Linked DNA regions of Homo sapiens: region 2 is linked to region 1. A link is a contact called in ENCODE POLR2A ChIA-PET data. All regions are on one chromosome and are shown on one strand. Each heading gives the region's core, a stretch centred on a gene start or an enhancer-like site at or near the end of the contact. The rest is flanking DNA. Distances are from core to core; before and after follow the strand shown. Region 1 holds the start of APOC1 (apolipoprotein C1). Region 2 holds the start of DHX34 (DExH-box helicase 34).

Region 1 (4,373 bases), core at 1,193-3,692:
CAGCCTGGGGACCCAGGTCTGGCCAAGCTTGGGGCCTTCATTTTCATTACCTCACAAAACCATCTTTTTTTTTTTTTTTTTAAATGGAGACAGGATCTCGCCATGTTGGTCAGGCTGGTCTCGAACTCCTGGGCTCAAGCAATCCTCCCATCTCAGCCTCCCATAGTGCTGGAATTACAGGTGTGAGCCACCATACCTGGGCAAGACCATCTTGTTTTTTTTTTTTTTTTTTTTTTTTTTGAGACAGAGTCTCCTTCTGTCACCCAGGCTGGCACAATGTTGGCTCACTGTAACTCCCACCTTCCTGGTTCAAGCAATTCCCCTGCCTCAGCCTCCCGACTAGCTGGGATTACAGGTGCACGCCACCATGCCTGCCTAATTTTTTTGTATTTTTAGTAGAGACAAGGTTTCACCATGTTGGTCAGACTGGTCTCGAACTCCTGACCTCAGGCAATCAGCCCACCTCGGCCTCCCTAAGTGCTGGGATTGCAAGCATGAGCCACCGTGCCCAGCCCAAGACCATCTTTTAAAATATGGCCTGGATGGGAGTCAGGGAAACTGTCCTTGAAGTCTGAGCACCTTGAGATCTAGCTGTGTGACCAGAGGGATGTTGTCAGCCTCTCCAGGACTTGTTTTTTTTTCAATCTGTTCATCTTGGACCATCTGCCAGGGCTCCACCCAAAAACACACCCCAGCTCTCCCGTGCCCTGGGAAGGGTTCTAACCGCATCTTGGCAGAAAGTTCACTCTGTTTGATGCGGCTGATGAGTTCCCGAGCCTTGTCCTCCAGTGTGTTTCCAAACTCCTTCAGCTTATCCAAGGCACTGGAGACGTCTGGGGTCCCCTGGGCTGGGGCTGGGCCTGCCAGGAAGATGGGCAGGGGTTCAAAATTTGTTTTTTTTTTTTTTTTTTTGGAGATGGAGTCTTGCTCTGTAGCCCAAGCTGGAGTGCAGTGGCATGATCTCGGCCTACTGCAACCACCACCTCCCGGGTTCAAGCAGTTCTCCTGCCTCAGCCTCCCAAGTAGCTGGGATTACAGGTGTGCACCACCACACCCAGCTATTTTTGTTTTGTTTTGTTTTGAGACGGAGTCTTGCTGTGTCAGCCAGGCTGGAGTGCAGTGGTATGATCTCGGCTCACTGCAACCTCCGCCTCCCGGGTTCAAGTGATTCTCCTGCCTCAGCCTCCCGAGTAGCTGGGCCTACAGGCGCGTGCCTCCACACCTGGCTAATTTTTTTGTATTTTTAGTAGAGACGAAGTTTCACCATGTTGGCCAGGCTGGTTTCGAACTCCTGACCTCAAGTGATCTGCCCGCCTCGGCCTCCCAAAGTGCTGGGATTACAGGCATGAGCCACCCTGCCCGGCCAAAAATTTGTTATTGGAACCCCCTTAGGTTGGGATACCGGGATGGATAGAGATCCTTGGGGATCATGTGGTTAGAATGGGGAGGAATGGCCGGACGCGGTGGCTCACGCCTGTAATCCCAGCACTTTGGGAGGTCGAGGCAGGCGGATCACAAAGTCAGGAGATCGAGACCACGGTGAAACCCTGTCTCTACTGAAAATACAAAAAATTAGCCGGGCGCGGTGGCGGGCGCCTGTAGTCCTGCTGAGGCAGGAGAATGGCGTGAACCAGGGAGGCGGAGCTTGCAGTGAGCCGAGATCGCGCCACTGCACTCCAGCCTCGGCGACAGAGCGAGACTCCGTCTCAAGAGAAAAAAAAAAAAAAAAAAAAAGAATGGGGAGGAATACTGGAGTGACCTGGTGGGGCTCAAGCTGCTGGGAATTGCCTTACTCAGCACTGACCTCTCCCAGAGCCCCCCACCCAGCTTACCCACTTTCAAGGCTGTCGAAGCAGGACAGCCAATCCCAGAGGTGTGGGCCTCAATACGTCATCGGTTGCTAGTGCTCTCCTGCGCAGATTTGGCGCCTGCGGGACTGAGCCTGGGAGAACCTGGAGACCCACCCGACCACGATGAGGCAACCACGACCCAGAAGGGGCCCCGGAGCTCTCAGAGGTCCTCTAAGCCGGGACCCCAGGCCTGTAGCCACCTTCACTCTTCCAAATCTCCAACTCCGCAATTCTCCCATCCCACTTTTACCTTCCAAGACGATCGACAGAACCACCACCAGGACCGGGAGCGACAGGAAGAGCCTCATGGCGAGGCCGGAGGGGCACTCTGGAGGCAGAGGCAGGGGTTCAGGGGATCAGTGGCACCCTCCTCCCTCCCTACCTCCCTCCCACGATCCCCTCATCTCCCTTTTTGAGTTTCTTGCAGAGTGTAGGCGGGTGTCCCTCCCAGGCACTCAGCACCAACCTGAATCCTTGCTGGAGGGCTTGGTTGGGAGGTCCTGTCCTGCCCGCAGGACCTTTATCAGGCTGGGGAGGGGGCGGGGCAGGTTGATGTTGATCTCCCTCCTCCTGAGCCTTCCCCTGACCGCCTGCCTCCCTCTGTCCACCCACGTTTTTCTCCTCTGCCCCTGTCCCGTGAGCGTTGGGGTCAGGTGGGGTCCCGGGCACTTCCCTTAGCCCCAAAGCCCCTCCCCGTTCAGCACTCTCACCTCTCAATCTTCCTGACTCTGTGGGGTCCTCAGACCACCTTAGTCCCTTTCCCCACTCAGAATGTAGCAGGAGGAGCCGCAGACAAAATTCCTCAGACGCTGAGTTAAGGAAGGGGTTTATTCGTTCGGGGAATGGGCAAGATTCCTGTCTCAAGAGCCGAGCTCCCCGAGTGAGCAATCCCTGTTCCTTTTAAGGGCTCACAACTCTAAGTGGGTGCACGTGAGAGGGTCGTGATCGATTGAACAAGCAGGGGATGCGTGACTGGGGGCTGCATGCACCGGTAATTAGATCGGAACAAAACAGAATAGGGATTTTCACAGTGCTTTTCTATACAATGTCTGTAATCTATAGATAACCTAACGGATTAGGTCAGGGGTCAATCTTTAACCACCAGGCCCAGGGTGTGGCGCGGGCTGTCTGCTTGTGGATTTCATTTCTGCCTTTTAGTTTTTACTTTTTCTTTCTTTGGAGGCAGAAATTGGGCATAAGACAATATGAGGGGTGGTCTCCTCCCTTAAGAAGACAGCCTTGTCCTGTCCCTGTGGCCATCTTCCCTCAGGGGTCTCCCAGTAATAACCCTGTGATCTCATCCCCCCCTCATTCACACCGTGTCCCTAGATCACCTCTTTCCCTCACTTCCCCTCTCTCAGCAAGCCTCCTCAGCCCCAACAACTTTTCCTTTATGTTGCTGGGTCTCCCAGTTGGCCCGGCGCTCCTACCCTGCGTGCCACCTCCAATTTATTCCAGACCAGCCCTTGAAGCACCCCAGACCACCGTGATATTCTCTGGGCTCTTAACTTCATGGTTCTCAGTCTCCCTTTTTTGGGAGGGGAACGGGTCGCCTTAGCTGGATGACACTGCAAAAACCTCACCTGCATTAGCCAGGCATGGTGGCTCATGCCTGTAATCCCAGCACTTTGGGAAGCTGAAGAGGGAGGATCACTTGAGCCTGGGAGTTCGAGACCAGCCTGGGCAATATAGGGAGACCTCATCTCTACAAAAAAGTTCAAAAATTAGCCGAGCGTGGTGGCGCATGCCTGTAGTCCCAGCTACTCAAGAGGCTGAGGTAGGAAGATTGCTTGAGCCCAGGAGTTCGAGGCTGCAGTGAGCTGTGATTGTGCCACTGCACTCCAGCCTGGTGGGACAGAGACCCCATCTCAAAAAATTAAAACCCTCAGCTGCAAAGCTCTGCGTGTATGTCCCTTCTTCCCTTCCACCGGGCCTCACCCCCTTTGGCTGGCTACCTCCCCCAAACACTCTATCTGCTTTTATTCACCCTCTGACGCCCCTCCTGGCACCAAGCCTGCTTCCCACCATCACTACATCCGTCCCCCAAGGCTGGAGTCCAATGCCTTCCCCACCAGCTGCCTTTGACCGCCAGTGACCCTGGCAGCTGGTGGGGAGGGTGTCCTCCGCCTAGCCTCAGACTCTAGGTTGGCTGGCCTTGTGCCCCCGCAACCACGTGTCAGCCTGGCAGTAGGGGGATGGTTGTGAAAAGGACAGCATAGACAAGACCCTGGCAGGATTGCAACATCCCTCTGGCCAGCTCAGAGCTTCCAGTCCCTGTCAGCCCCAGGGGCCCCCCTACTTCCCCAACTAAGCCCAGCACCCCCCAAACATCCACCCAGATGTCTGCTTCCCAGACCCCACAAGAATAGCATAACAATGCTCCTGCTTTTCCAACCTCATCCTCCCCTCTGCTATAGGGGTTTCTCTTTAATAGATGGGGAAACTGTCGCATAACCAAGAACATCCAGTAGGGCTCAGCGAGGGGCAAAGATGGGGGCTACTGGCTGGTTGCAGTGGCTCACG
Region 2 (3,872 bases), core at 437-2,936, 2.4 Mb before region 1:
TATTTGCCCTGGGCTCATGGCCTTCAGTGGGTTTGTTTCCCCCTCTGTCCCCTCCATCTCTCTCCACTCCATCTTCAGGCCTCTGTCTCTTTTTCAGTCCGTCTTGTTCATCATCACCCTCATCTCTCTTCCCTGTCCTAGTCAGCTCGCATCTCTCTTCACTTATGAGTCATTCTGTAGTCTGATTTTTCTCTGTAATCCAACTCTTCCTTTCTCCATCTCTCTTCAGTTCTCCATTTGACTTTCTCCATCTTTCTCATTAAAAAAAAAATGCTTTTTCAGGCCGGGCATGGTGGCTCACGCCTATAATCCCAGCACTTTGGGAGGCTGAGGCAGGCAGATCACCTGAGGTCGGGAGTGCGAGACCAGCCTGACGAACATGGAAAAATCCCGTCTCTACTAAAAATACAAAATTAGCCAGGGTGGTGGCACCTGCCTGTAATCCCAGCTACTCTGGAGGCTGAGGCAGGAGACTCGCTTGAACCCAGGAGGCAGAGGTTGCAGTGAGCCAAGATCGCACCACTGCACTCCAGCCTGGGCAACAAGAGCGAAACTCCATCTCAAAAAAAAAAAAAAAAAATTCATTTTTGTTTTTTTGAAACAGGGTCTCACTCTGTCACCCAGCCTGAAGTGCAGTGGCACAATCACGGCGTACAGCAGCCTCGACCTCCCAAGCTCAAGTGATCCTCCCACCGCAGCCTCCCAAAGTGCTGTGGATGACAGGAGTGAGTCACCACGCCCTTTCTCATTTTCTGTTTGAATCTTTTTTTCCTCCCTTTTGTCCTTCCAGTATTCACTCTCCATCACCACCTCTCTCCATTTCCCCATCTAATACTTTATCTCCCAATATCAGAAGCTTTAGTAATAGCTCATGCTTACTTACTCACATTAACACACAGACCTATCCTATCTGCATGATCTATTCCTATCCCACACCTATGTACATACACACACACACTTTTCTCACGACTGTCAGGCACTATGATCACCCCCTATTTTACTGAGCAATAGAGAGGCTAAGTGAGTAGCCGAGTGTTACATGAGCCACTCAAATCCAGGGGTTCGGGCTCCACTCCCTCGCTTTTCCATTTCTCAGCATCGTTCTCCATTATCTCCAGCTTTTGTGGGGTTCTTCCTATTTCAACTGTCTCCATCCTTCCGTATCTCTCGGTCTCCCCCGTGATTCAGTGTCTCGTTTCTCCATCTAAATTCCATTTTTTCTGTTTCTAGTGTCCACGATCAGTTTCCGACTTTTCCCTCCACTCCCCAAGTTCATGGGCGACCACGCCTCTCGGCCTCGTGGGCTCTAAGACTCTCGCTGGAACCCATCGGCACTCTCGCCCACGCTCTCTAGTTTTCAGCTTCCCTCCTCTCCCAACACCCTCGTCTTTCAGTCCCTCAGTTTCTCGAAGCTTCTTTTCGTGCCTCCATTTCTTTCGGTCTCTGGCCTGTCGCCCAGGTTCTCCCAGGGACGCTCAGGTGCCATCTCTGTCCGCGTTTGCCGGCCCTTCGGCTGCCTCCTACATTTCTCCTCATCTCGAGACTTCCCTCGCCCCTGGACTCGCACCCCAAACTACCCCCAAGCGGCCCAACTCCGACAGCCATCGCCGCCACAACCCGGTACACCCGTCCCGCCCCCCTCACTTACCACACGCCGCGAACGCCTTAACTTCCGGTCCCAAGAGCGCTAGTCTTGCGCCTGCGCACACAGCCATCTCGTTCTGACCCCGCCCCGCCACCACAGAAGAGCCAATCGGAAGCTCTGGGCTGCCCAAGACCCATCTTGCGCCTGTGCACAGCACGCTTCCGCCCCGCCTCGCTTGGGGCGGAGCCTCGAGTGATTGCGCCCTCTAGAGGCCAGTAGAGGCATTGCGGTACAGACTTGCAAGCGCCTCCTCCCCGGCCCCGCCCTCTCCTCCCCAAGCATAGCCACGTGCGCCTCAGCTCCGGGACGCCGGGGTTTTAACCCAAAGAGAGAGCTGGTCTGGGGCCCAGGAACTTTTTTTTTTCTTTTGAGACATAGTCTCACTGTCTCCCAGGCTAGAGTGCAGTGGCGTTATCTCACCTCATTGCAATCTCCGCCTCCCAAGTTCAAACCATTCTCCTGCCTCAGCCTCTCGAGTAGCTGGGATTACAGGCGCACACCACTACACCTGGCTGATTTTTGTATTTTTAGTAGAGACGAGGTTTCACGATTTGGGCCAGGCTGGTCTCCAGCTCCTGATCTCAAGTGATCCGCCCGCCTTGGCCTCCCAAAGCACTGAGATTACAGATGTGGGGCATCTCACTCAGCCTCTACCTCTTTTCTTTCTACAACCCCATTTTCTGTTACCTTTCTCTGCAATAAACTCAATCACACACATTCAGGAAGACCCCCAAGTATAGAAACAATCTCATTAGCCAGCAATGCACCCTCTCTTTTATTAACTGAAAGAAGAAACAGCTGGGCACGGCGGCTCACGCCTGTAATCCCAACAGTTTGAGAGGCCGGGGTAGGTGGATCACCTGAGGTCAGGCGTTCCACACCAGCCTGGGCAATATGGCCAACCCCTGTTTCTACAAAAAAATACAAAAGTTAGTCGGATATGGTAGTGTGTGCCTGTAGTCCCAGCTACTCAAGAGGCTGAGGTGGGAGGATCGATTGAACCTAGGAGGCTGAGAGACTGAGGCTGCAGTGAGCCATGATGGTACCACCGCACTCCAGCCTGGGTGACAGAGCCAGACTGTCTCAAAAAAAGAAAAAAGTGTTGTTGTTTTTTTTTTCTGAGACGGAGTCTCGCTGTCGCCCAGGTTGGAGTGCGGTGGCGCGATCTCGGCCCACTGCAGGCTCCGCCTCCCAGGTTCCCGCCATTCTCCTGCCTGAGCCTCCCGCATAGCTGGGACTACAGGCGCCCGCCACCACGCCCGGCTAATTTTTTGTATTTTTAGTAGAGACGGGGTTTCACTGTGTTAGCCAGGATGGTCTCGATCTCCTGACCTCGTGATCCGCCCACCTCGGCCTCCCAAAGTGCTGGGATTACAGGCATGAGCCACCGTGCCTGGCCAGAAAAAAGTTCTATGTCTAAAAAAAAGAAGGACTCTAAAGTTTTTGGCCTGAGCATTTGGAAATATGGAGTCACCATCTACTACCATCAGGAAGACGTGGGAGAGAGGCTAGAGAGAAAATCCGAAGATCTGTTTTCAGCATATTGTTTGAGTTATGCATTGGACATCAACTGGGGATGTCAAGTGGAACGTTGGATATAATTATCAAGCCTCTGGAAAACAACTTAGAGATAGAGAAGCCAATTCATACATTATTATCAAAAGAAGAAGAATAAATGGACTAAGCATTCTGCTTAAAATTTCCAAACAAGGCCAGGTGCGGTGGCTCACGCCTGTAATCCCAGCACTTTGGGAGGCCGAGGCAGGTGGATTACCTGAGGTCAGGAGTTCGAGACCAGCTAAGCCAACATGATGAAATCCCGTCTCTACTAAAAATATAAAAAATTAGCCAGGCATGATGACGGACACCTGTAATCCCAGCTTCTCGGGAGGCTGAGGCAAGAGAATCGCTTGAACCCAGGAGGTGGAGGTTGCAGTGAGCCAACATCGCATCATTGCACTCTAGCCTGGGCGACAAGGAGAAACTCTGTCTCAAATAAACAAACAAACAAATAAATAAATAAATAAATAATCCAAACAATAATTATAATTTTTAAAAAAGGAAAATTGGAGGAAATGAACAACAAATGGAAATCAACAAGAAAGCCACAGTCTATCAACCATAGGATTGTATAGCAAGCTTGAGACTAGTTCTTAGAGAAATTATTAATAACTTGGTTCTTTGAAAACTTAAGGAAATCAATATTTCTATGGTAAAAAAACAAATA

Evidence for each region. ChIA-PET counts read pairs that join two places held with the same protein, here RNA polymerase II (POLR2A).
Region 2: POLR2A ChIA-PET joins it to region 1 with 11 read pairs in Panc1. The contact joins the promoter of DHX34 here to the promoter of APOC1 in region 1. POLR2A ChIA-PET finds 5 or more read pairs at or near these places in 2 of 52 experiments (Panc1 and activated CD4-positive, alpha-beta T cell).

The regions. Positions count from the first base shown.
Region 1 is chr19:44,912,677-44,917,049 of GRCh38, reverse strand. APOC1 (apolipoprotein C1) reads right to left here and starts at 2,442. Exons shown (of 4, transcript NM_001645.5): 1 at 2,317-2,442; 2 at 2,101-2,178; 3 at 725-860. The coding sequence starts at 2,158. RefSeq lists enhancers at 1,371-2,128, 2,129-2,888, 3,647-4,373 and a promoter at 2,303-3,429.
Region 2 is chr19:47,347,129-47,351,000 of GRCh38, reverse strand. It overlaps DHX34 (DExH-box helicase 34), which reads right to left and starts at 1,686. Exons shown (of 17, transcript NM_014681.6): 1 at 1,649-1,686. It overlaps C5AR2 (complement C5a receptor 2), which reads right to left. Exons shown (of 2, transcript NM_001271749.2): 2 at 3,672-3,872. RefSeq lists an enhancer at 942-1,846.